Linked DNA regions of Homo sapiens: region 2 is linked to region 1. A link is an interaction called in ENCODE POLR2A ChIA-PET data of the cell type or tissue named here. Cell type or tissue: Panc1. All regions are shown on one strand. Links, peaks and the distances in the headings refer to the core of each region. The heading gives the core; the rest is flanking DNA. Region 1 overlaps HIP1 (huntingtin interacting protein 1). Region 2 overlaps SRRM3 (serine/arginine repetitive matrix 3).

Evidence for each region. ChIA-PET counts read pairs that join two places held together with the same protein. Peaks named below come from ENCODE experiments on the same cell type or tissue, not always from the same donor. Only the 100,000 strongest peaks of a DNase experiment are listed, where the experiment ranks them.
Region 2: POLR2A ChIA-PET joins it to region 1 with 6 read pairs; 1 of 35 experiments calls an interaction of 5 or more read pairs at or near these places.

What each region holds. Positions count from the first base shown.
Region 1 is chr7:75,725,526-75,736,787 of GRCh38, reverse strand. The region is part of intron 1 of HIP1 (huntingtin interacting protein 1); the gene reads left to right. Among named protein-coding and RNA genes, the nearest start is that of HIP1, 7.8 kb to the left of the region's middle. RefSeq lists an enhancer at 6,540-7,041. In Panc1, for the core only: no CTCF peak of the experiment used is centred there; no DNase peak of the experiment used is centred there; H3K27ac peaks cover 542 bases.
Region 2 is chr7:76,251,943-76,267,599 of GRCh38, reverse strand. It overlaps SRRM3 (serine/arginine repetitive matrix 3), which reads right to left. Exons shown (of 15, transcript NM_001110199.3): 4 at 7,566-7,694; 5 at 7,403-7,483; 6 at 6,697-6,726; 7 at 6,186-6,248; 8 at 6,019-6,054; 9 at 2,785-2,835; 10 at 2,132-2,236; 11 at 165-342. It overlaps LOC124901679 (a long non-coding RNA gene), which reads left to right and starts at 8,004. Exons shown (of 3, transcript XR_007060392.1): 1 at 8,004-8,681; 2 at 9,611-9,734; 3 at 14,813-15,657. RefSeq lists silencers at 125-254, 7,051-7,130, 7,115-7,409, 12,636-12,834, 15,263-15,463 and enhancers at 151-896, 5,639-6,162. In Panc1, for the core only: no CTCF peak of the experiment used is centred there; no DNase peak of the experiment used is centred there; H3K4me3 peaks cover 1,056 bases.

The sequences.
Region 1 (11,262 bases), core at 6,759-9,258:
TTCTCTACCTGGTTATCCTACCCCAGGAGGGAAGTGGGAAATGGTCATTTCACTTCTGCCTCCCAGGATCCAGCTAGGTTTGAGGCTTGTTCTCTGGTTTCATGGACCCGACCCCTGAAAAGAAGGAAGTTTTCCATTGGTCTTGGATGTTAGTGCCTCTGCTAGCTGCCTAGTTACATGAGGCTTCTTGCTCCATGAAACAGTGTGTATATTCCTTTTATTTTTATATTTTCATAGAGATGGGGGTCTCACTGTGTTGCCCGGACTGGTCTCAAACTCCTGGCGTCAAGTGATTCTTCTGCTTCTGCCTCCCAAAGTGCTGGGACTACAGGCATGAGCCATGGCACCCAGCCCTATTTTTTTTTTTAATAAATGAAATAAGAAAATAAATAGATATTATTTTTTAACAACCCGTTCCTTCTAGAGTCTCAAATAAGTAAAAACTAGAGCAATAGAGAAATATGCGTAAGACTTTGACCCATAATAGTGATAGAAATTAGGTTTGTGAAAGTTTCCACCCGTGAGTGGTATGTTTCCCTGCTATCCAGGGACGGCCCAACAGGAGAGTCTAGGTCAGTGTTTTCTGGTGTTTTACATTCTGTGGGACATTTGTGATTGGCCAGATTTGACCTGGGTGGGGTGGGTGGGGGTGAAGTAGAGTGGAGCAGAAAAAGAGAATTTTTCTGATGTTGAAACTCTTATTTTTAACTTTTTTTTTTTTTAAGACGGAGGTCTCACTGTGTTTTCCCAGGCTGGTCTTGAACTAGCCTCAAGCGATCTTCCCACCTCAGCCTCCCAAAGTGCTGGGATTTCAGGTGTGAGCCACTGCACCCAGCCTCTGGTGTTGAAACTCTTTAGGGGTGTAGGAGAGTAAAGAAAAAGAACCAGCCTGGACAACATAGTAAGACCCCATCTCTACAAAAAATAAAATTAGCTGGTTGTGGTATCACGTGCCTGTTGTCCCAGTAACTTTGGAGGTTGAGGTGGGAGGATTGCTTGAGCCCGGGAGGCAGAGGTTGCAGTGAGCAAAGATTGTGCCACTGCATTCCGGCCTGGGCAACAGAGTGAGACCCCATCTCAAATAAAAAAAAAAGAAAAAGAAAAAGAAAAGAAAAGAAAAGAGAACAGCCCTAAACCCAACGTTAGTCAATCTGCAAAAAAATTATTTTGTTTAATGACTACCTATCAAATGTATTATGAGGTTGCAGAGCTTGGTAAGCAAAGGGAAAAAAGGGGAAGAATGTATTATGAGATATAAAAAATGAATTAGAAAAAATTTAATGAGTTAGGAGACCATGAGAATCAGCCAAGGTATAATAATAACTAACTAATTATTGTGTTTGGCAGTATTCTAAGGACATCATTGTATTACCTTTTTAAATCTTGACAAGAACGGATGAGGTGGGTATCAGCCACATTTTACTCTCAGGACGATTGAGGCACAGAGAGGTTAAGTAACTCACCAGAAGTCACACAGCTGGAAACGGTCTCAACCTTTACCCACTGCCTCAGGCAGCCTCTGAGTACTGAGCAGATGCTGGCATTGGAGTTAGAAGGCATTTGAGGCTTACAGCTGGGCATGTACATGGGCCTTGTGGTCTCTGGGAAGTTGTCTAACCTTTCTAAGCCTCGGTTTCCTTATTGTCAAATAAACATAATACTTACCTGGCTGATTTATTGTGGGGATTCAATTAAGCCCAATATGCCTGAAGGCATTTTGTAAACTGTGGAGCACTAGTTCAGTGATTATTGTTATAATCTGACTGGGGAGACGAACCCGAGACAGCAGAAGTGTGAGCAATCAAGCAGGCTGTGATTAACTCTTCCTTAGAGGGATAGATGTGGTACTAGGTAATGGGATAATTACCAAGAGCACGTGGATAAAGCACAGGCTTTGGGGTTGGGAGCCCTCCCCGAGGACTGAAGCACATCTTGTAGCATGAGTTAGTGCTTGCTGGGTGGAGGAGGGGATGGGGCATTCCAGTGACAGAAGAACATAAATAAAGAGACATCTAGACTAGGCAGATAAACTTCCCAGCGGGTGCAGTGGAGACTCATTGGCTGGGGTAGACAGAGAGGCAAAATTGGCCACTCCCTCCTCTGAACTATAGCAGGGCTGGTGACCTCTCCTAGTTCCTGTGACCTTGTGCTGGCATCATTTCTCTCTGTGGCCCCCATTGAACACTGAGCTTATTGAGGGCAGGTCTGTGTCTTGCTCTTGCCTGCATCCTGAAGCTCATGGTTAGTGGTGAATGGGGTCAGCAAGGGAACCCTGGGCCTAGGTGGGTAGTTCAGCCCTGGGCCACAGGATATATTAATAATTACTTTATTTATTTTTATGTAAGAGATGGTCTCGCTCTATTGTCCAGTCTGGAGTGCAGTGGCACCATCATAGCTCAGTTTTGCCTGGGACTCCTGGGCTCAAGTGATCCTCCTGCCTTAGCCTCCTGAGTGCTGGGACTACAGGAGCATGCCACCATGCTTAGCTGATCTTTAAAATTTATTTATTTATTTATTTATTTATTTATTTATTTATTTATTTGAGACAGAGTCTCACTCTGTTGCTCAGGCTGGAGTGCAGTGGCGCCATCTCGGTTCACTACAACCTTCGCCTCCTGGGTTCAAGTGATTCTCCTGCCTCGGCCTCTCGAGTAGCTGGGATTACAGGCGAGCGCCACCACGCCCGGCTAATTTTTTGTATTTTTAGTAGAGACAGGGTCTCACTTGTTGACCAGGCTGGCCTCGAACTCCTGACCTCAGGTGAGCCGCCTGCCTCAGCCTCCCAAAGTGCTGGGATTACAGGTATAAGCCATCGTTCCTGGCCTAGAATTTTTTTTGTAGAGATGGGGTCTTGCTGTGTTGCCCAGGCTGGTCTTGAACTCCTGGGCTCAAGCAGTCCTCCCGCCTTGGCTTCCCAAAGTGTTGGGATTACAGGTGTGAGCCGCCGTGCCCGGCCTATAATTACTTGTTTTCTTATAATGCTCCAGGGTCGCTGTTGGTCTAGCCTTGCCTCCCGCATACCCAGTCTAGAGCCTGGCCACATGCCCATCAAAAGACTCTCACTGCTCTGCCTGCCTTCTTCTGTCCTGGCGTCTATACCCTCAGACCAGCCTTGCATACCTACTCCTGCCAGCCTCCTCCAGGAAGCCTTGCCTCCTCAACTCTCCTGCACCATCCTCACATTTCACCTGGCCACTGTCACTGCCAGAGGAGGCACCACTGACCTGCCTCATGGCCCAGCCACTGCACCCATCTCCAACCAGACCCTTGGTGTGTTCCCCACCCAATCCATCACAAGCCACTTTCAAGCTTTAGGGAAGTGAAAAGTACTGCCTGCCCTCAAAAAAAAAAAAAAAAGAAAAAGAAAAGAAAGGAAAAGAAAAGAAAACCCAGCCGTAATAAGGAGACCTTATCAGGAGTACTTTACAGTTTATAAAGCATGTTTCTAGCCATCATTGGGACCACACGGTGGTCAGTCATTATCATTTTCATTTTATGGATGAGGACATCGTGACTCAAAGAGCTTGGTAACGTGCCCAGGGTCATCCCACGGGTGAGTGGAAGGGCCAGGATTCAAAACCAGGACTCCAGGTTCCAAGTGTCAGGCCCGTTCGACCACACTGTCCTCCCACCAGCCAAGAGGGCAATTCTGGAATCAGCCAGGAGGGCTGTCAATCACAGGACAAATAAAATAGTCTGTTTTTACTTAGCTGGAAAATGGTTTTCTCCATGGTTTGTTTATTTCTTCAACATCCGTTTAGTGAGCACATACCGTGGAGGAGACACAGAGATGAGTAAGATAAAGAGACCGGCTCTGGGGGGCTCGTGAGTCAGCAGGGAGGCAGACTGGCCACTGCGGGGCTCCTGGACAAGCCTTGGGGCTCTGATGTGGTCAGGCCCCGAAACACCAGCATCACCAGGGCCATTAGGATGTTGGGCACCACCCAGAACTACTGAATCAGGACTTGTCGTGTTCACCACAGCCCTGGGTACTCTGTGTACGCTGATGTTTGAGCAACAGTGCTCTGTAGTAGGTGAGTTCTGGGATTAGAGGAAAAGACACAGAGTGGGGAACAAACCTTTAGAGAGTCAAAATCTCTTTGGGTGAGCCGGGCGCAGTGGCTCATGTTTATCATCCCAGCATTTTGGGAGGCTGAGGCGGGAGGATGGCTTGAGCCCAGGAGTTCGAGACCAGCCTGGGCAACATAGCGAGACCCTGTCTCTACAAAAAAATCAAATCAAATCAAATAATTAGCTGGGCATGGTGGTGCTGCCTGTAGTCCCAGCTACTCGGCAGGCAGAGACAGGACGATTGTTTAAGCCCAGGAAGTTGAGGCGGCAGTGAGCCGTGATCACACCACTGCACTCCAGACTGGGTGACAGAGCCAGACCCTGTAAAAGGAAAAACAACACAAAAAAAGCCAGAAACAAACAAAAAAAGTCGGTGGATAGCGCATACGTCAGAGCAAAGGATCTTAATGCATCCTGCGTTGAGAAGAGCCTTAGATCCTAGAGAGAAAGAGATAGAAACAAATATTTATTGAGGGCCTGCTGGGTACCAGGAACATGCTGGGTGATTTATATCTATGATTTCATTTTAATAGCTCAGGCTCAGAGAGGCTAAGTGACTTGTCCAAGGTCACACAGCGAGTGAACCGAGAAGCCAGGACTTCACAACCAAATGGCAAAGTCCTTTTTTTCATGTTTACGTTGCGGGTACTTCTGCCCTCTTGCTCATGATCTTAAGCAGATGCTCAGCCTTAGTTCAGCAGCTAAAAAATTTTAGGGCTGGGCTAGAAGGATCTGCGGTTCTCAACCCTGGCTGGAGAGCTCTTTGAAAAAATAAAATACTGTTTCTCTGGGCCCCCTGCATAAGGATTCTGTCTCATTGGTATGGGGTGATCATTGACATTTTGTAAAGTCCCAGGTGGTTCTCATGTGCAATCAAGATGGTGACCGTGGGTCCTGATGGGTTCCCACACCCCTGGCACCCCACGGACTTTGGGTGGCTCAGTTGGTTCTGGTTATACTCAGAAAACCAAGATGGCCCTAAGCCTGCTTCCTGCAGGTAAGAAGCATCTGTGTCAGGTTTGTTCTTTAGGAATGCAAATGCTCAGAGCCAGGCTGTGTAGCACCCTGAGCCTTGAACCTGGCGCCCCACCCCTTCTGCTTCTGGAGCAGGTGCACAAAGAAGTCACCCCTTGCCTGAAGTCTGAGCAGGTGCCTTCTTGCAAGGAGAGCTGCTCGTGAACCCCATTTTTCCATTTACTTGACAATCAGAGCTGGCGTTTTTTTTTTTTTTTTTTTTTGAGTTGGAGTCTCTGTCACCCAGGCTGGAGTGCAATGGCGCCATCTCGGCTCACTACAATATGTGACTCCTGGGTTCAAGTGGTTCTCTCACCTCAGCTTCAGGAGTAGCTGGGATTATAGGCGTGCGCCACCATGCCCAGCTAATTTTTGTATTTTTAGTAGAGACGGGGTTTCATCATGTTGGCCAGGCTGGTCTCTAACTCCTGACCTCAAGTGATCCGCCCACCTTGGCCTCCCAAAGTGCTGGGATTACAGGCGGGAGCAACTGCGCCTGGCCCAGAACTGGCTTCTTAAACTTCTGTACCCTTCTATCTCCCCAACCTTGCTCCTTTAGTGGGTATTGAAAACTTAAGAAGGAAGTTAAGAGCTTTCTTTTGGTCCCTGGTTTTGTACTGTCCTGAGTTTCTTCCCAGTGATGGTAATGGTAATCGTCAACATTTACTGACCAGGCATGGTGGCTCATGCCTGTAATCCTGGCACTTTGGGAGGCTGAGGCGGGCGGATCACTTGAGGCCAGGAGTTCGAGACCATCCTGGCCAACACGGTGAAACCCATTCTCTACTAAAAATATAAAAATTAGCTGGGCGTGGTGGTGCATGCCTGTAATCCCAGCTACTCGGGAGGCTGAAGCAGGAGGATCGCTTGAACCCGGAAAGTGGGGAGGTTGCATTGAGCCGAGATCACACCACTGCACTCCAGCCTGGGCAACAGAGAAAGACCTTGTCTCAAAAAAAAAAAAAAAATTACTGCCCACATACTGTGTGCAAATGGTAAAGGCCTTACATGAGCCACCCTTTTCGATCCTTGCAACACATGTATGAATTATAATTCCTATTTTAGGCTGGACACGGTGGCTCACACTTGTAATCCCAGCACTTTGGGAGGCCGAGGCGGGTGGATCACCTGAGGTCAGGTGTTCAAGACCAGCCTGACCAACATGGAGAAACCCTGTCTCTGGTAAAAATACAAAATTAGCTGGGCGTGGTGGCGTGCGCCTGTAATCCCAGCTACTTGGGAGGCTGAGGCACGAGAATCACTTGAACTCGGGAGGCAGAGGTTGCAGTGAGCTGAGATCGCGCCATTGCACTCCAGCCTGGGCAACAAGAGCGAAACTCCGTCTCAAAAAAAAAAAAAAATCCTATTTTACAGAGGAGGAAATTGAGGCTTTCAGGGGTTGATAGCTATGCTCTCTGTTTGTCCTTCTGTCACTGCCTGGCACCCTCTGCTCTCTTCCTCCTTATGCTTGGGGTCCCCAAGGCGTTGTCCTCACCCCACTTCTCTTTTACCTCCTGTCCACTTCCTTTGCCCTCACCTCTGTCTGATGGTTTCTGTTCTCACTTCTGTGGCACTGACTCCCCACATCTCCCTCCTGACTTCCCAGCCTGAGTGACCACTTCCCACTGGACAACTGTACCCCCTCGGGCGGCCCCATGGCAGGACAATGGTCCCCACCTTCTCTCTGGTGTCAGTTCTGAGCCCTCCCTCCTTCCTGCCCTCACAGCCGCATTCTGTTGAGTGCCTCTGTGAGACTTGTCTCACCCATTCATCCTGTGAATCTTGCATTTCCTGCTCTTATTACATCTTGCCTGGATTTTTGTCATCTCATCCTGCCTGCCCTCTAAATCACCTGTTCTGGACAGTGTCCCTCAAATCCAACACTGTGATTTTTGTTTGTTTGTTTGTTTTGTTTTGAGACAGAGTATCGTTCTTGTCAACCAGACTGGAGTGCAGTAGCGCGATCTCGGCTCACTGCAACCTCTGCCTCCTGGGTTCAAGCTATTCTCCTGCCTCAGCCTCCTGAGTAGCTGGGATTACAGGCGCCTGCCACCATGCCCAGCTCATTTTTGTACTTTTAGAAGAGACTAGGTTTTGCCATGTTAGCCAGGCTGGTCTCGAACTCCTGACCTCAGGTGATCTGCCCACCTCAGCCTCCCAAAGTACTGGGAATACAGGCGTGAGCCATTGCGCCCGGCCGCTTTTTTGTTTTTTAAGAGATAGAGTCTTGCTGTGTTGCCCAGGCTGGAATGCAGTGATGCGATCATAGCTCACTGCAGCCTCGAATTCCTGGGCTCAAGTGATTCTCCCACCTCAGCCTCCTGAGCAGCTGGGACTACAGGTATGTGCTGCCACACCCAGCTAATTAATTTTTTTTTTTTTTTTTTTTTTTTTTTTGCAGAGACAAGATCTCACTACGTTGCCCAGGCTTGTCTCAAACTCCTGGCCTGAAGCGATCCTCTCGCCTCAGCCTCCCAAATTGTTGGGATTATTGAGTCACTGCACCTGGCCCAACAATGCTTCTTCTTTTTTTTTTTTTCCTGTTCTAGTTTCTTATTTTTATTCACTTGTTAGAATTTTGGTTTTTTTTTTTCTTCTGTTTCCTCTACACTTTTTTTCCTCAACTTTTAAGTTCAGATGGTACATGCGCAGGCTTGTTACATGGGTAAACTGCATGTCACTGAGTTTTGGGGTATGAATGATCCTGTCACCTAGGTAGTGAGCATAGTACCCCATAGGTAGTTTTTCACCCCACTTCCCCCCACCATACTCCCCCTTCACTGACAACTACTTTTATAACTGCCCTTTTTCAAAAACTTTTGCTGCCTTCTCTGAGACCCTGCCTGATATGGCACCATCAGGGTCCCTCGTCCCTGGTCCCTGGTCCCTGTCCTTTTTTTTTTTTTTTTTTTTTTGAGACAGAGTCTCGCTGTGTCTCCCAGGCTGGAGTGCAGAGACCCCATCTCTGAAAAAGAAGATTAAAAAAAATAAAAATAAAGGGTTGGTGCTGCACGTTAAGAAGGATGGGGCGTGTCCCTATGGCCCAGGAGATCAGATTCCCTGCCCCACTTGGGCACTGAAAGGGTTCCCCCTCTGGCACTTCTGCAAGGCACTGATGAAGACTGTTTTCTGCTCCCCATTCATTGGCCCACTTATTCCACTGCCTCAAGGCGAGGTGTGGCGGAGACCTGGGTGTGGCAGCGGGCACAGCCTTGTGCAGTGGGCTGGCAGCCAGCTCTCCTCCTGCATCAAGGAGGGTTGATGACCTGGAGAGATGCCCACCTGGGAAAGAGAACTTGTCAGCCCCACCTCCCGGCAGGGTGGTGGCTGTTTCCTGTTTTCCTGCCTGGGCAGCCAGGGAGGAGCTCTGTTCCCAGTGTGTGGGCAGGACTTGTGAGGGGAGAGGGACCGTGATTTAAGGTGTCTGCTGGCTCAGAGGAAGAGAGAATGGCATCTTTTCTTGGATCAGAAAGGTTGCTGCTGCTGCCTCTGCTAATACTGCCACAAGACAGCTCAGGAAGCCAGTGTGGCCTATGGCTTGTGTTTAACACAAGTAACACTATCGTTTAAAGGCATGTTGACACATTACTCCTTTGAAGCCACAGAGCAAGCATGCAGTAGATGGTTGTGGTCAGTTTTCAAATACAGACACTGAGGCTCAGAGAGATTAAAAGACTTGTTTGAGAGCACTCAGGAAGTGGCAGAACTGAGGTTTGAACCTGGCTTGTCTGGCCCCAAATTTTATACTTTCTTTCTGTATCTCCCTTTAAAGCGGAAGCCGGGTCAGTGGCTTAGATATGTGTGACTTAGAAAAGGTACAGACATTTATTTTGCTAAGTTTTTTTTTTTTTTTTTTTGAGATGGAGTCTCGCTTTGTCACCTAGGCTGGAATCCAGTGGTGTAATCTCAGCTCACTGCAACCTCCTGCTCCTGGATTCAAGCAATTCTCCTGTCTCAGCCTCCTGAATAGCTGGGACTACAGGCACATGCCACCATGCCCGGATAATTTTTCTATTTTTAGTAGAGACGGGGTTTCACCATGTTGCCCAGGCTAGTCTCGAACTCCTGACCTCAGGTGATCCACCCGCCTGGGCTTCCCAAAGTGCTGGTATTATAGGCGTGAGCCACTGCGCCCAGCCTTATTTTTCTAAGTCTTTTCTGGTTGACTTATTTGGACACTGAAAATTCCTCCCAGAAGAAAATATTTGCAACACACATAATTATCAAAGGGCCTATATCCAGAATATGTAAAAAATTTAAGAGAAACAAACAAAAAACTTTAAAAAAAAAAAAAGAAAGAAAGAAAAGGCCAGGCACTGTGGCCCATGCCTGTAATCCTAGCACTTTGGGAGGCTGAGGTGGGCGGATCCCTTGAGCCCAGAAGTTCGAGACCAGCCTAAGCAACATGGTGAAAACCCGCCTGTACAAAAAATACAAAAACTTAGGTGTACATCTATAGTCCCAGCTACTCGGCCTAGGAGACTGATGCCAGGGACCTGGGGAGGTCAAGGCTGCAGTGAGCCATGATCACACCACTACACTCCAGCCTGGGTGACACAGTGAGACCTGTGTCTCAAAAACAAACAAAAAGACAAACTTAATTTAAAAAAAAATAAGCAGGAGATACTTAATGAAAGGGGATAAACAAATGGCCAATAAACTTATGAAATGGTGTGCAGCTTCATTAGCAATCAGGAAAATGCAAATTAACATTTAATAAGGTACTGGCCAGGCACAATGGCTCACACCTGTAATCTCAGCACTTTGGGAGGCTGAGTTGGGCAGATCACCCGAAGTCAGGAGTTCGAGACCAGCCTGGCCAACATGGTGAAACCCCATCTCTACTAAAAATATGAAAATTAGGCAGGCATGGTGGGGCGTGCCTGTAATCCCAGCTATTTGGGAGGCGGAGGTTGCAGTGAACCGAGATGGAGATCGTACACTGCACTCCAGCCTGGTGGACAGAGCGAGACTCTGTCTACCAAAAAAAAAAAAAAAAGAAAAACATTTAATGAGATACCTCTACATGCCCATCAGGATGGCTGAAATTAAAAATATTAAAAAAAGAAAACTTGACAGTGCCAAGCATTGGCAAGGACGTGGGGTGATAAAAATGCCCGGCCAGGCATGGTGGCTCATGCCTGTAATCCCAGCACTTTTTGGAGGCCAAGGTGAGCGGATCGCGAGGTCAAGAGTTCGAGATCAGCCTGGCTAACAAGGTGAAACCTTGTCTCTATTAAGAATACAAAAAATTAGCCAGGTGTGGTGGCATGTGCCTGTAGTCCCAGCTACTCTGGAATCTGAGGCAGGAGAATCGCTTGAACCCGGGAGGCAGAGGTTACAGTGAGCCAAGACCGAACCATTGCACTCCAGTCTGGGAGACAGAGCGAGACTCCGTCTCAAAGAAAAAAAAAAAAATGCCCAGGCACTGCAGGTGGGACTGTAAACTGGGGCAACCACATTGGATAATGTCTAGTGTTATGCTAAAACTAAAGACAGGCATCCTCAGTAATTTAGCCATACCACTGCTAGTTATATATCCAACAGAAATGCAAGCACAGCTGGGCGCGGTGGCTCACGCCTGCAATCCTAGCAGTTTGTGATAACAAGGCAGGCAGATCATTTGAGGTCAGGAGTTCCAGACCAGCCTGGTCAACATGGTAAAACCGCGTCTCAGCTAAACTACAAACAAACAAACGAACAAACAAACAAACAAAAACTGGGCATGGTGGTACATGCCTGTAATCCCAGCTACAGGGAGGCTGAGGCAGGAGAATTGCTTGAATCCGGGAGATGGAGACGCAGTGAGCCGAGATTGTGCCACTGCACTCCAGCCTGGGCAACAGAGTGAGACTCAGTCTCAAAAAAAAAAAAAAAATGCATAGCACATGCACCCACAGACATTTAGAAGAATATTCATAATCATATTTTATAATAGTCCCAACCTGCAAACACACCAAAAGCCCGTGAACAGTAGATGGATGTATACATAATATAGTCTTTCATCAGAATACTATACACCCATGAAAATAAACTTTAGTTACATTCAACAACACGGATGAACGCTGCAAACAGAATGTTGAGTGAAGAAAAAGGCAGACACAAAAGGACATTTTCTGTATACTTCAATTTGCTTGCTTAGATAGTAAAACTGTAAAGAAAAAAGGAAGTGATTCT
Region 2 (15,657 bases), core at 5,398-7,897, 530 kb before region 1:
CCCGAGCCAGGACGCCCAGCGGGGAGCCGAGGAGGGAGGAAGCGGCCGCCCCCGCCCCCGCCCCCATGCCACACTTATCGCCCCCTGCCCCGCTGGCGACCCGCCCGACCACGCACGGCGCAGCCCGCGGCGCGGGAACCCTCCGCAAAGCGAAGCGTACGTACATCGGGCGGGCTGTGCGCCGAGCCGGGGCGGCCCCCGTGCGCTCCGCTCCGCTGCCCGCTGCCGCCGTTCCGCTGGGGCGACCCCCATCCGCTGCCGCCCGACGGGGAAGGCGACCGGCTTCCGCTGGACCGCTGGCTGCCCGTCTTTCGCCCTTCGTCTCGGTGCTTGGGGCTCAGCCTGGGGTTAGGCGCCAGGAAGAATGGGGGAGTCGGCGTGGGACACCCGCTTTGCAAGCAGTTGCGCCTCCTCTTTCCCCCTTCCCCAGCACGGGGAAAGAGAGCAGCCCTCCACCTGCCTTTTCACCATGCTGGGAACCTTTCCACTTAGAGAGGGCTTGACCAGGGTGAGCCAGCGAGGCTGTGCCTCGATTTCCAATTCAGGCGGAGGCTTAGGGGCCTTAGGGCAGCTCTTCCTCAAGTTATCACTCCCCTGGTAAATTTCTCTTTTTAAAAATTATTATTAGGCTGGGCTTGGTGGCTCACGCCTGTAATCCCAGCACTTTGGGAGGCCGAGACAGGCGGATCGCTTGAGGTCAGGAATTCGAGACCAGGCTGTTCGAAATGGCGAAATCCCATCTCCGCTAAAAATACAAAAATTAGTCGGGCATGGTGGTGCACGCCTGTAATCTCAGCTACTCGGGTGGCTGAGGCTGGAGAATTGCTTGAATCCCGGAGGCGGAGGTTGTAGTGAGCCAAGATTGCACCACTGCTCTCCAGCCTGGGCAACACAGCAATACTCGTCTCAAAATATATATTATATATATAAATATATATAATAATATATATAATATATAAATATATTAAATATATATTAATATATAACATAATTAAATATAAATATATAAAATATATAATATATAAATGTTTATATATTATATATTTAATATATAAATATTTATATATTAAATATATAATATATAAATATTTATATATTAAATATATAAATATATAAAATATATAAATATTTATAATATATATAAATATTAAAATATATATCTATATTTATATATAGATATATAAATATATATAAATTAAAATATATAAATATATTAAATATATTATTTATATGAAAATATACATTAATATTTATATTGAAATATATATTAATATTTATATTAAAATATGTTAATATTTATATTAAATATATAAATATATAATATAATTAAATATAAATATATTAAATATATAAATATTTATATATATTAAATATATAAATATTTATATATATTAAATATATAAATATTTATATATATTAAATATATAAATAAGGCCGGGCGCGGTGGCTCACGCCTGTAATCCCAGCACTTTGGGAGGCCGAGGCGGGCGGATCACGAGGTCAGGAGATCGAGACCATCCCGGCTAAAACGGTGAAACCCCGTCTCTACTAAAAATACAAAAAATTAGCCGGGCGTAGTGGCGGGCGCCTGTAGTCCCAGCTACTTGGGAGGCTGAGGCAGGAGAATAGCGTGAACCCGGGAGGCGGAGCTTGCAGTGAGCCGAGATCCCGCCACTGCACTCCAGCCTGGGCGACAGAGCGAGACTCCGTCTCAAAAAAAAAAAAAAAAAAAAAAAAAAAATATATATATATATATATATATATATATATAAATATTTATTAAATATATAAAATATATAAATATTAAATATATAAATATATATAAATATTAAATATATATAATTATATATAATAAAAGTAATAATTATTATTATTACTTTTAATTAAAGAAGGAAGTCTATGTTGCCCAGGCTGGTCTCGAACTCCTGGCCTCAAGCGATCCTTCTGCCTTGGCCTCCCAAAGTGCTGAGACTACAGCAGTGAGCCACCACACCTGGCTACCCCTGATAAACTTCTACCCACCGATGAATTGACATTCTGTCCACCAGCCCTGCTCCCCAGCCCTTGGGGGTGTTTAATCTGCAACCCTCATCCCCCACCAGGAGAAAGCCTCCCAGAGGCCCAGGCCTACCTGCTGGGAGATCTGGAATCACTGTAGTGGGAGGAGAGGGAGGGGCTGTGGGAGCTGCCACTGCTATGGCGATGAGACCTCCGGCCTGGGGACTCTGTGTGAGGCCTGGCGTGGATGGGGGAAATCAGCCTGTACCTCAATTCTGCCCCCCGTGATCCCCCCAGCCCCCAAGTTGCCCAGCCTCCCACCAGGATCCCAGTGGAACCCTACTGAAAGCCAGTGTTCATCAGTCCCCTAAAGTCTCCTATAAAAGGTACATCAGCAGTGTTGGTGCTGGCTGCAGAGCCTATCTGGTCCATATGGGTCATCTGTGAGAATTAGTAAAAGGCCCCCTTTTCTCTAGACAACCCCAGCCTCCCAAGACCCCCCTCAGCCCTCAGCAGGTGATCCTGGGACTTGTGGGGTGGGAGGAAGGAGGGTGGGAGTCACGAGGACTGGGCTTGGGAGGACCCTGGATTGGAAGGCAAGAGGCCTGGGTTTTGGTTCAAGCTCTGACTCAGCAAGAGCCCTTGGCTTTCTTTCTAGATCTTAATTTTTCCATCTGGGCAAAATGAGCTACCTTTAATGGCCTGATTCTGTGATTCTAAAAGGCGTAGTTTGCTGGGGCGGGAGGGAGAACGAATGGGGGGCTGGAGAGTAGGGAGGGCGCTTACCTCTTCTTCTCTTTGTTCTTCTCTTTTCTTTTGCACTTGGAGCTTCGAGATCTGCAGAGAGCAGAGACCACAGTGATGGTGTGGCCCGGGGAGGGTGTGGCCTTCGTGCCCTGGAGCCTGGGTATACTCAGGTGTGGATCTGAGATTTGTTCCACTCTAGGGCCTAAGCCCCATGGCTGGCGGGGACTTTTCCATCCTACTCCACCCCTTTGTCCCTTTCACTCAGCCAAAGCTCCGGCCTTCCTCCTCCTGGAAGTCCTGGCCCGTGAACACCTCCCTGGGTCGCAAATGCTGCCCAGTCTGGGAGGGCCACAGAAGTGTGGCTGGCCCCAGATAAAGTGGGGTGCTATAGCCGGGCATGGTGGCTCACACCTTTAATCTCAGCACTTTGGGAGGCTGAGGCCAGTGGATCACTTGAAGTCAGGAGTTTGAGACCAGCCTGACCAACATGGAGAAACCCAGTCTCTACTAAAAATACAAAATTAGCCAGGCGTGGTGGTGTGTGCCTATAATCCCAGCTACTAGGGAGGCTGAGGCAAGAGAATCGCTTGAACCTGGGAGGCGGAGGTTGCGTAAGCTGAGATCGCGCCTTTGCACTCCAGCCTGGGCAATAAGAGTGAAACTCCGTCTCAGGAAAAAAAAAAAAAAAAAAAAGGCAGGGGTTGCTGTTTGCAGGTGTGGCAGCCTCAAGCCTTAGGTCTGGGCCAGATAGAAATGGTGATTTGCTCTTGTCTTTTGGTACTGGACTTGGGACATGCCCAATACTCATTCCCTTGAGTATTGGGGTGTGGCCTGATAATCATACCTCCTGTGCCCCCTTCCTCCGTGTGCTCCCAGACTGGCCCAGCCCTAGGCCAGCTCACCAGGGGTTTAGGAAAGAAATGCTTTCCCAAGGGCATGATGTCCCTGCTTTTTTTTTTTTTTTTTTTTTTTTTTTTGTCTTGAGACAGAGTCCCGCTCTGTTGCCCAGGCTGGTGTGCAGTGGCACAATCTCAGCTCACTGCAACCTCCACCTTGCAGGTTCAAGCAATTCTCATGCCTCAGCCTCCCAGGTAGCTGGGATTACAGTAGCCTGCCACCACGTCTGGCTATTTTTTGTTTGTTTGTTTGTTTGTTTTAGTAGAAACAGGATTTCACCATGTTGGCCAGGCTGGTCTCGAACTCCTGGCCTCAAGTGATCTGCCCACCTCAGCCCTCCAAAGTGCTGGGATTACAGATGTGAGCCACCGTGCCTGGCCAATCTCCCTGCTTTTGAATGACATCTCTGGATCCATCTGCAGGGCTGCCCCCTCCCAACTCCCACAGCTTCCTGTCACATCCCATCCAGCCCTCTGGGGCAAGCCCCCCAACCCAGCACCCTCTACCTTTGATGAAAGGCCTGAGAAGCTTCTGGTTAGCCCTCAAAGGTCTCACCCAACCCCAATCCTCAGCCCCATCCTCCCTGGTGCCACCAGATCCCTTCAGTCCTTCTGACCCCAAAACAAAGCCATACTAAGGAACACAGAAATGTGCTCCCACAGGAGCAGAGTGACTGCGGGGAAGGCCCGGAGGCTATGGGTTTGGGTGCTGGAGCCTGCTTTGGGCTTCAGTCTCCCCATTGGAAGTTGGTCTATTCCTAGTTCACTTTTAGGACCTGTCCAGGAAGGATGGGAGCTGGCCAGAGGGTGTGTGTAAGCTAATGGTGGCCACTTGGGGGCAGTAGGGACCCACACTGATCCATAGACACTGGGAGGCCAGGGGAAGATGAAAAATTGGGGACATTGGAGGGGCAGGATTAGGTGTTTATGTAGGCTCCTCCCCTACTTGGCAAATTCCCACTACAAAGAAGGAACTCCAGACTCTGCCCTTCCTCTGGGCTGCTGGAAGGGGGTCTGGCTCTGATGCCACCTCTGGAATGTGACTGCCCCACAACTTCCTTCCGAGCTCTCCTCTCCTCTCCTTTCCCTTTTCCCTTCTTTTCCTTTCCTTTTCTTTTCTTTCTTTCTTTCTTTCTTTTTTTTGAGATGGAGTCTTGCTCTGTCGCCCAGACTGGAGTGCAGTGGTGCGATCTCAGCTCCCTGTAATTTCCTCCTCCCAGTATCAAGCGATTCTCCTACCTCAGCCTCCCAAGTAGCTGGGATTACAGGCACCCGCCACCATGCCCAGATAATTTTTGTATTTTCAGTAGAGACTGACTATGTTGGCCAAGCTGGTCTCAAAGTCCTGACTTCAAATGATCCAGCCACCTCGGCCTCCCAAAGTGCTGGGATTACAGGCATGAGCCACCACACCCAGACTTTGTTTTTTTTTTTTTTTTTTTCTGAGACAGAGTCTCGCTGTGTCACCCAGGCTGGAGTGCTGTGCACTCCACTGCAATCTCTTGGCTCACTGCAACCTCCGCCACCCGGGTTCAAGTGATTCTCCTGCCTCAGCCTCTCGAGTAGCTGGGATTACAGGCGCTTGCCACCACACCCAGCTAATTTTCGTATTTTCAGTAGAGACAGGATTTCACCATGTTGTCCAGGCTGGTGTCAAACTCCTGGCCTCAAGCGATCCACCTGCCTCAGCCTCCCACAGTGCTGGGATTATAGGTGTGAGCCACCGTGCCTGGCTCAGGCTGTTTTCTGCTTTCTCAGCAACCCTCTTCTCCTGCACCACTCTGCCTCCACCTGGACTCCTGCCTTTCACTTCCTCTCCCCTCCCCCAGTCCACCCTGAACAAGCCACTGCCCTGCTCAGAGCTCCCCCACACTAACCCCCAGCCCTCCTGGGTGGAGGATGGCTCCATAACCTGGCAGTCAAACCTGTTGGGAGGCTAGCACCTGTCCCCGAGAAACTCTACCTCTAGCCACAGCTCCCCGACCCTGCCTCCTATCCATGGAGCCCTCCCAGCTCACAGAGGTCCTCCTGCCTCGCGAGCTGTTTCCCTGCAAATTCAGGGTCTCGGTGTTTCTGCTTGTCTAACTGGCACCTCCACAGACAGACACACCCCTTGGGCATTGGACCTGCCATGTTGTCTAGAAATTCTTGGGGTCACCACGTCATGGCTGATGCATGGGGCAGGCAAGGGTTGCAAACAGTTGGTTTTCATGCTCCTTCTCCACTGCCCTGTCCCCGCAGCCTGGCTGTGGGAAGGAACCCTGGAGCTGAAGGATGGAGCCCTGTGGGACCCTCAAAACCCCCTCCCATCATTGCGTCCTTTGGGCTTTGGTCCTTAAGGGACCACTGACCATGTCCTCTGCAAAGCGCCGCTCACCTGTGCCGTCTCTTCCTCCGGGACCCAGAATCAGACCTGTAGGGCGATAAAGGAGTTCTCTTGAGCCTGCCTGGGGTGGCCCAGGGGAGACCTATGGAGGGCCACAGCCCTGGCCCTGGGCCCCACGGGAGGAAGAGGAGGCCCCAGGGTGGGGGCAGCAAGGGTACCTGTCTCGGCGATGCTTCTTCACACTCTTCTTCTTCTTGCGGAGGGGTGAGGAGCTCCCACAGCTGTGGACACAGGGAGGTGGGCTCTAGTGAGCTGGGGTGGGGGGTGGGGGGCTGGAAATGGCTGGAGAGACCTGGGTGCTTGGGACATTGAAGCTGGAAAGGGAATTCCAGGCCAGGAAGCCCAAGGTCCCTTGTACAGAGTGACCCGAGGCCCCAAGGGTCGCCAAGGTCCCTCAGGGTAGTTGATGGCGCTGCCTATGTTGTCCCCACAATTGTGGGGACAACAATGTCCCCCCTGGCATTGTGGGCAAAGATAGTTTCAAACCCAGAAGTCAGAGGCTCCAACGGTGGGATTCACGGCCTCTGTAGGGGCAAAACTTGCACCTTGGCAGTGTCCAGGTGCAGGCCCTGAGGGTCCAGGCCTCCGGCCTCTGGGGGATGGCCTTGGAATCTCTCCCACCCACAGACATCCCCCGCCCTGGCCCCAGCCAGCTCTGTCCCCACTGACCTGCATTCGGACTCCAGTCTCCTCTTTTTGCTGAGGGCAGATGCCAGGAAGAAAGGACAGACGGATGGATGGGGTTAGTTGGGGCCCCAGACACTTGCCAGGGTCTCACGCAGGACAGGGGAGGGTGGACAGAGAGATTCGGGGATGGCAGATGAGGCCCCTCCTCCCCAGGGCCACTCGCACTAGTGTTGGTGGGCACGGGACCCCTGGGAGGGCAGAGGGGGACTGGGAGCAGGTGCTGGTAACACACGGGCCCGGTCAGTGAGTCTGGCTCTGGGGGATTCAGTGAGAGGCAGGTGCTAGAGAAGGGCTCAGTGAGGGGCGGATCCCAGATAAGGGGAGGGGCTCGATGAGGGGTGGGGCCTAGTGGGGAGAGGACCTCGATGAGGGGCGGGTCCTAGAGAAGGGGAGGGGCTCGGTGAGGGGCGGGCCCCAGAGAAGGGGAGGGGCTCCTTGGGGGGCGGAACCTAGCGAAGGGGAGGGGCTTGTCGAGGGGCGGGGCCTAGCGAGGGGAGGAGCTTGAGGCCTGGGGTGGGTTCAGTTACCCGGAGGGCACCTAGTCGGGGGACGGCACGGGGAGGGCGAGGGAGGGGCTCAGAGAGGGGCGGGGCTCACAAATGCTGCATGGTTGTGAGCCAGGGACGGGCATCCGGGGAGAGACCCCACCTCCTCCTCCCTTCCCGCTCCGGTCAGGCGCGGTTCTCACCGGCTTCTCCGGTGGCCGCCTTTCTTTTTCTTCTTTTTCTTGGGAGGGGGCGATGCCGAGCTGCTAGACCAATGCTTGGTCCTGGGGGAGAAGGGGCGGGGGTGGGGGCGGTGAGGGGGGGCAGCCCCGCGCGCCCCCCACCCCCGCCGCGGCGGCCGCTGACCTGTACCCGCGGTGGCCGCGGTAGCAGGAGGCCGGGCAGTCACAGTCCACTGGGCCGTCGTCATCGTCAAAGGGCGCGTACTCCAGGCCCGGCTCAGCGCCCTCGGTCAGCCGCGGGGTCTCCGCCACACTGCCGGCGACAGGGACGCTCACCACCAGTCTCGGGACGACTTTTCTTCACCCCTTTTCTCGGCGCAGGGGGCCTGACCTAGCCCCGCAAGTCTGCGGGCTGCTACCCGGCTGGGGGAGGGGCGAGGGGTAACTGCGGCCCCTGGCCTTACAGGGCTAGGCAGAGATTTGGGGAACCCAACGGGGCACATCCCCTACAGGTCCCCGACCTCACGGTACAATCTTTTGCAAAAAAGAAGGAGATAACCGAGCCCCTTATTTAGCCCGCACCCCTTCTGAGTTCTCACCATCTCAGTAAGCCCCCTCCTCTTTTTTTTTTTTTTAATTTTGGAGATAGGGTCTTGCTCTGTTGCTCAGGCTGGGTTGCAGCGGTGGGATCATAGCTCACTGCAGCCTTGAACTTCTGGGCCCAAGCGATCCTTCCTCCTCAGCCTCTTGAGTAGCTGGGACTACAGGCGTGGACCCCTACCCTGGCTAATTTGAAAAATTTTGCAGAGACGGGGTCTCACTATGTTGCTCAGGCTGGTTTCGAACTCCTGGCCTCAAGCGATCCTCCCGTTTGATCTCTCAAAGTGCTGGAATTCCAGGCATGAGCCACCCTGCAGTCGTGGGTGGGGTGTGTGTGGCTACTCCTTAGATGAGGCTCCTCTTCTTCACTGAATCCCCTCCATATCCTAGCCCCATTCATTGAAGCCCTCCCCCTCAGTGAACCCCCCATTTGATCCCTGTGCCCCTAACCCTACTGTCCTATTCTGGGAACCCCATCCCCACCCCTCCTTTCTCTCACTGAACCCTAATTTCTCTTTTCTTTTCTTTCTTTTTTTTTTCAGTCTCACTCCGTTGTCCTGGCTGGAGTGCAGGGGCCCGATCTCGCCTCACTGCAACCTCTGCCTGCTGCAGTCTCCTGCAATCTCACCTCACTGCAACCTCCGCTTCCTGGGTTCAAGTGATTCTCCTGCCTCAGCCTCCCGAGTAGCTGGGATTACAGGTGCCCGCTAATTTTTGTATTTTTAGTAGAGATGGGGTTTCTCCATGTTAGTCAGGCTGGTATGGAACTCCCGATCTCAGATGATCTGCCAGCTTTGGCCTCCCAAAGTGCTGGGATTACAGGCGTGAGCCACCGCGCACGGCGAACTCTAATTTCTTCCTTTTTTTTTTTTCTTTTTCTTTTTCTTTTTTTTTTTTTTTTTTTTGAGATGGAGTCTCACTCTGTCGACTAGGCTGGAGTGCAGTGGCATGATCTCAGCTCACTGCATCCTCCGCCTGCTGGGTTCAAGCAATTCTCCTGCCTCAGCCTCCCGAGTAGCTGGGACTACAGGCATGCACCACCACGCCCAGCTAATTTTTTGTATTTTTAGTAGAGACGGGGTTTCACCATGCTGGCCAGGCTGGTCTTGAACTCCTGACCTTGTGATCCACCCACCTTGGCCTCCCAACGTGCTGGGATTACAGGCGTGAGCCACCGCGCCCGGCAAACTCTAATTTCTTAAAGAGCCCCTTCCTCCTGGCCTATCTCCGCCCTCCCCGAGCCCTGGCTCAATGATGTGGGTCTTTCCTCACCTGGGTGTCCTAGTCCCTGAGCCCCCTCCCGCTGGCTGAGTGCCTCCCTGCCCCGCTTCCCCTCCTTTCCTCCAGCCCGGCCTCTGTCGCTGAAATATTCATAGCCTCTCCTCGCCCTCCCCTCTGCAGCCTCCAGGGGCCCCCCCTGCTCATCTCTGGCAGCAGGACTGTGCTCATCAATCAAGCCTGGTGGCAGAGGGTGGGGGCCTCCAATACTCCCTATCCATCTTACAGAACTCTCCTTTTCGCTCAGCAGGGACCAGACACCTCCTGTCCCTGCTCCCGCAGCCCCAGCCAGCCTCTGCCACAGATGTTGGCTCCCTACAGGCTCTTCTCAGAGCGCTTCTTTTTTTCTAGAGGTAGCTGGGCTGGAGGCAAGAGCATGAGATTTGAAGCTCCAGACAAGGGCTCATCCTGCACTGTCCTGAGCCGCCTTGTGACCTGGAGCCTGCCGTGTCCCTCTGTGAGCCTCTTCTCGAAGGTGAGAGTGATAACTCCATTCCAGGGCTGTTGGGAGAATTTGCTGAGGTCATAGGTGCTGTGCAGTTTATTTTTTATTTTTTATTTTATTTTTTGAGACAGGGTCTCACCCTGTCGCGAGGCTGGAGTGCAGTTGTGCCATCACAGCTCGCTGCAGCCTTGAACTCCTGGCCTCAAGCGATCCTCCCACTCCAGCCTCCAGAGTAGCTGGGACTACAGGAGCACACCACCACTCCCAACTAATTAAAAAAAACTTTTTTTGTAGAGATGGGGTCTCACTATGTTGCCCAGGCTGGTCTTGACCTCCTGGCCTCAACCCAGGAGGATTGCTCAAGAAATTATCTTGCCTTGGCCTCCCAAAGTACTAGGATTATAGGTGTGAGCCACCATGCCTGGCCTTCTTTTTTTTTTTTTTTTTTTTTTAATTGAACAAGCCTGGAAGTGACCCTCCAGAGACCTGTCTCTAGGGGGGTGGCCCCGACCTTCCATTTTTTATCCAAGCTGGCTCAGACAGTGCCCTCCCCCACCAAGATGGAGGCTTAGCCCTGGTTTCAGCAGAGCTCCCCTTACTTCTGGGTGCTGTCCACCTGGCTCACCCCTTCCCCTCCTACAGCAATAGGGAAAAGGGCTTGGATCGGCAGAGCATTAAGAACATGAGTTTTGGATTTGTCAGAGGCATGTGAACCAGAGCAACTCCATCTTGAATAGGAGCTGTATAAAATGAGGCTGAGACCTACTGGTCTGCATTCCCAGGAGGTTAGGCATTCTGAGTCGCAGGATGAGATAGGAGGTCAGCACAAAATACAGGTCATAAAGACCTCGCTGATAAAACAGGTTGCAGTAAAGAAGCCAGCCAAGGGCCTGGCGGGTGGCTCACGCCTGTAATCCCAGCACTTTGGGAGGCTGAGGCGGGCGGATCACCAGAGGTCGGGAGTTCAAGACCAGCCTGACCCAACATGGAGAAACCCTGTCTCTACTAAAAACACAAAATTAGCCAGGCGTGGTGGCGCACACCTGTAATCTTAGCTACTCGGGAGGCTGAGGCAGGAGAATCGCTTGAACCCAGGAGGCGGAGGTTGCAGTGAGCCGAGATCATGCCATTGCACTCTAGCCTGGGCAAAAAGGATGAAACTCCAAAAAAAAAAAAAAAGAAAAAGAAGCCGGCCAAAACCCACCAAAACCAAGATGGTGATGAGAGTGACATGGCAATGTCAGGAAGTTACCCTTTGTAGTCTAGAAAGGGGAGGCACGAATAATCCACCCCTTGTTTAGCATATCATCAAGAAATAACAATATAAATGGGCAACCAGCAGCCCTCGGGGCTGCTCTGTCTATGAAGTAGCCATTCTTTTTTTTTTTTAAACAGAGTCTTGCTCTTGTCGCCCAGGCTGGAGTGCAGTGGCGTGATCTCGGCTCACTGCAACCTCCGCCTCCAGGGTTCAAGCGATTCTCCTGCCTCATTCTCCCAAGTAGCTGGGATTATAGGCACCTGCCACCACGCCCGGCCAATTTTTGTATTTTTAGTAGAGACGGGGTTTCACCATGTTGGACAGGCTGGTCTCGAACTCCTGACCTCAGGTGATCTACCTGCCTCGGCCTCCCAAAGTGCTGGGATTACAGACATGAGCCACTGTGCCCTGCCTGAGTGGCCATTCTTTCGTTCCTTTACTCTCTTAATAAACTTGCTTTTGCTTTGCACTGTGGACTCCCTCTGAAGTCTTTCTTGAGTGAGATTCAAGAACCCTCTCTTGGGGTTTAGATCAAATCCCTTTCCTGTAACAGATTCACAGAGACAGGTTTGAATCCAGGCATGACTAAGTTCTCGGTCATATCTATACATCGAGGGAAAGAACAGACCACCTTTGAGGAAAGTAAAATGCTGTCTATGAGGCCTGGCCTGTGACTGTCATCCGGGGAGGGGTAGCCACCGTTAAACAGAGGGGCCGTTGCTGCTACTTACACACCAACATCTCTTCCGGGGAGAAAAGACGCTGCAACACAGAAAATGAAACAGAGGGAAGGGAGGCAGGCCACAGCTACAGGGTAAAAGACAGATTTTTTAGGGAACCCACTAATTGACTCTTTGAAGCCTGATTTTGTATTTTAAAAAATGTAACCAGGCCGGGTGTGATGGCTCATGCCTGTAATCCCAACACATTGGGAGGCCAAGGTGGGAGGATCCCTTGAGGCCAGGAATTTGAGACCAGCATAGGTCTCAACATAGTGAGACTCCTGTCTTTACAAAAATAAAAATAAAAAGCAGGGCACAGTGGCATGCACCTGTGGAGTCCCAGCTACCTGGGAGGCTGGGGCCAGAAGATGGCTTGAGCCCAGGAGTTTGAGGCTGCAGTGAGCTATGATGATGCCACTGCACTCCAGCTTGAGTGACACAGCGAGACCCCATCTTTAAGAAAAAATAGCTGGGCGTGGTGGCTCATGCCTATAATCCCAGCACTTTGGGAGGCGAAGGCGGGCGGATCACCTGAGGTCGGGAGTTCGAGACCAGCCTGACCAGCATGGAGAAACCCCGTCTCTACTAAAAATACAAAATTAGCTGGGTGTGGTGGCACATGCCTGTAATCCCAGCTTCTTGAGGGGCTGAGGCAGGAGAATCGCTTGAACCCAGGAGGCGGAGGTTGCAGTGAGCCAAGATCGCACCACTGCACTCCAGCCTGGGTGAAAGAGCTAGATTCCATCTCAAAAAAAAAAAAAAAAAAAGAAAGAAAGAAAGAAAGAAAGAAAAGGAAAAATAATGTTACCCAAATATGACAGGGGTAGCTAGCCTTGAGGCCATTCTCAAGAACTTCATTCAATTCCCAAACAAGTCCCGATTCCCAAGCTGGGTGATGCCTTGATGTCACACAGCACGTAGCGAGGTTTTTCTGGGGTGACAGAGGAGAGGCTCATGTCATCCCCCAGCTTGTACAGAGCCAAACACCCCCACATTCCTTTGTTTAAACTTCTCTTTTCTTTTCCATGCTCCTCTTCCTGAGGCCAGTGGCGTCCTGCCTCCTGTCCTTGTCCCTAAAATTCCCAGCACCCTCAGCTCATCAAGCCCCATCCTTCCAGGGCCCATTACCCCTACACAGGTCCTCAGCCGCAAAAGTGCCTGCCTGACACATAAAACATAGTCTTTAGCAAAACTTAAGCTCACATTGCGTATTGTGTGGGTGAGCTGGTAGGAGCAGGGAGCTTCAGTTGATACTGACACAAAAATGATGAAGGTTATTTACAAAATAAAATAGCCCAGGCTGGGTGCGGTGGCTCGTGCCTGTAATCCCAGCACTTTGGGAGGCTGAAGCAACTGGATCATTTGAAGTGAGGAGTTCGAGACAAGCCTTACCAACATGGTGAAACCCCATCTCTACTAAAAATACAAAATTAGCCAGGTATGGTAGGACATGCTTGTAATCCCAGCTACTCAGGAGGCTGAGGCAGGAGAATCACTTGATCCTGGGAGGCGGAGGTTGCAGTGAGCCAAGATCGTGCCGTTGCACTCCAGCCTGAGCAATAAGAGCGAAACTCCATCTCAAAACAGCCCAGTTCAGCCAGGCACAGTGGCCCATGCCTATCATCCCAGCAACCTGGGAGGCTTAAGTGGGAGTATCACTTGAGATCAGGAGTTTAAAACCAGCCTGGGCAAGAAAGCAAGACCCCCGTCTGTACAAAAAAAAAAAACCCAAAAAACAAAAAACATGTAGATTAGCTGGATGTGGTGGTGCATGCCTGTAGTCCTGGTGGGATGACTACTTGAGCCCAGGAGTTCAAGGCAGCAATGAGCTGTGATTGTGTCACTGCACTCCAGCCTGGGTGACAGTGAGACTCCATCTCAAAAATAAATAAATAAATAAATAAAGATGAGCACAGGGTAGAGGAGCAGACACAAGGTCTTGGAACCTCCTGATACAACCTGTCCTGAGAGTCCCAGGGATAAGCATGGACCTGGGCTGAGGCTTCCTTTACTGGCTTTGTGCTGTGTGGGAACTCCCAGGGTTAGAATCCTAGACTCTCCTATCCTGCTTCTCCTAGATGACACTGTCACTAAGAACAATGTCCTTTTTTTTTTTTTTTTTTTTTTTGAAACAGAGTTTCACTCTTGTTGCCCAGGCTGGCGGGATCTCGGCTCACTGCAACCTCCGTCTCCTGCCTCAGCCTCCCGAGAAGCTAGGATGACAGGCCTGTGCCAACACGCCCAGTTAATTTTGTATTTTTATTTTTATTTTTATTTTATTTTTTTAATTTTTTTGAGACGGAGTGTCGCTCTGTCACCCAGGCTGGAGTGCAGTGGCACGATCTCGGTTCACTGCAAGCTCCACCTCCCGGGTTCACGCCATTCTCCTGCCTCAGCTTCCCGAGTAGCGGAGACTACAGGTGCCCACCACCACGCCCAGCTAATTTTTTGTATTTTTAGTAGAGACGGGGTTTCACCGTGTTAGCCAGGATGGTCTCGAACTCCTGACCTCATGATCCACCTGCCTCAGCCTCCCAAAGTGCTAGGATTACAGGCTTGAGCCACCGTGCCCAGCCTAATTTTGTATTTTTAGTAGAAATGAGGTTTCTCCATGTTGGTCAGGCTGGTCTCAAACTCCCAAACTCAGGTGATCCACCCACCTCGGCCTCCCAAAGTGCTGGGATTACGGGCGTGAGCCACTGTGCCCGGCCAAGAACAGTGTTCTTTAATGTTATTTATGTATTTATTTGAGATGGAGTCTTGCTCTGTCACCCAGGCTAGAATGCAGTGGCATGATTTTGGCTCACTGCAACAACTTCCACCTCCTGGGTTCAAGCCATTCTTGTGCCTCAGCCTCCTGAGTAGCTGGGATTACAGGTGCCCCCCACCATGCCCGGCTAACTATTGTATTTTTAGTAGAGTCGGGGTTTCACCATGTTGGCCAGGCTGGTCTTGAACTCCTGACCTCAAGTGATCCACTCACATTGGCCTCCCAAAGTGCTGGGATTACAGGCGTGAGCCACCGCGCCTGGCCTGTTCTTTAATATTTAAAGAGTGCTTCATAGTTCACAATCCCATTCATAGCCCCTTAATGATTTACAGAAATTGCACCCCTTTCCATTTTGCAGATGAGAAAACTGAGGTGCAGAGAAGAAAAGGAACATTCCCTATGATGTCAAGACCTTTTAGTAAAGCATATACGTTGAGTCTAAGGTGAGAGGATCACTTGAGACTGGGAGTTTGAGAGCAGCCTGGGCAACATAGTAAGATCACATTTCTACAAATCAAATTACATGAGGCCAGGCCCGGTGGCTCACGCCTGTAATCTCAGCACTTTGGGCCAAGGTGGGCAGATCACTTGAGGTCAGGAGTTCGAGACCAGCCTGGCCAACATGGCAAAACCCCATCTCTACTAAAAATACAAAAATTCGCTGGGCATGGTGGCACATGCCTATAATCCCAGCTACTTGGGAGGCTGACGCAGGAGAATCACTTGAACCCGGGAAGCGTAGGTTACAGTGAGCAGAGATCATAGAGCTGCACTCCAGCCTGGATGACAGAGTGAGACTCTGTCTCAAAAACAAACAAGCAAACACCTATATAAGTTCATCTAGCAACTGGCTTTGAGAATTCATGTGCAAATGACACAGCCCTTGAATGCGCTGGCTGACCTTCCCTGCTGGAGATGTAAGCCAGCATGAGGTCTTCCAGCTCACTCATCCCCTTCCGACTCGATAGATACTGTTGTGGGTGTGTGCTCTCTGAGTCCTAAATTTGTTTAATGTTTTATGCTCTTAAATTTTCATGTTTTCTTTTTCAATTATTTTTGTTTTTATTTATTTTTTGAGACAGAGCCTTATTCTGTTGCCAAGGCTGTAGTGTGGTTGCGTGATCTTGGCTCAGTGCAAACTCCACCTCCTGGGTTCAAGAAATTTTCCCACCTCAGCTCCCAGCTCCAGAGTAGCTGGGATTG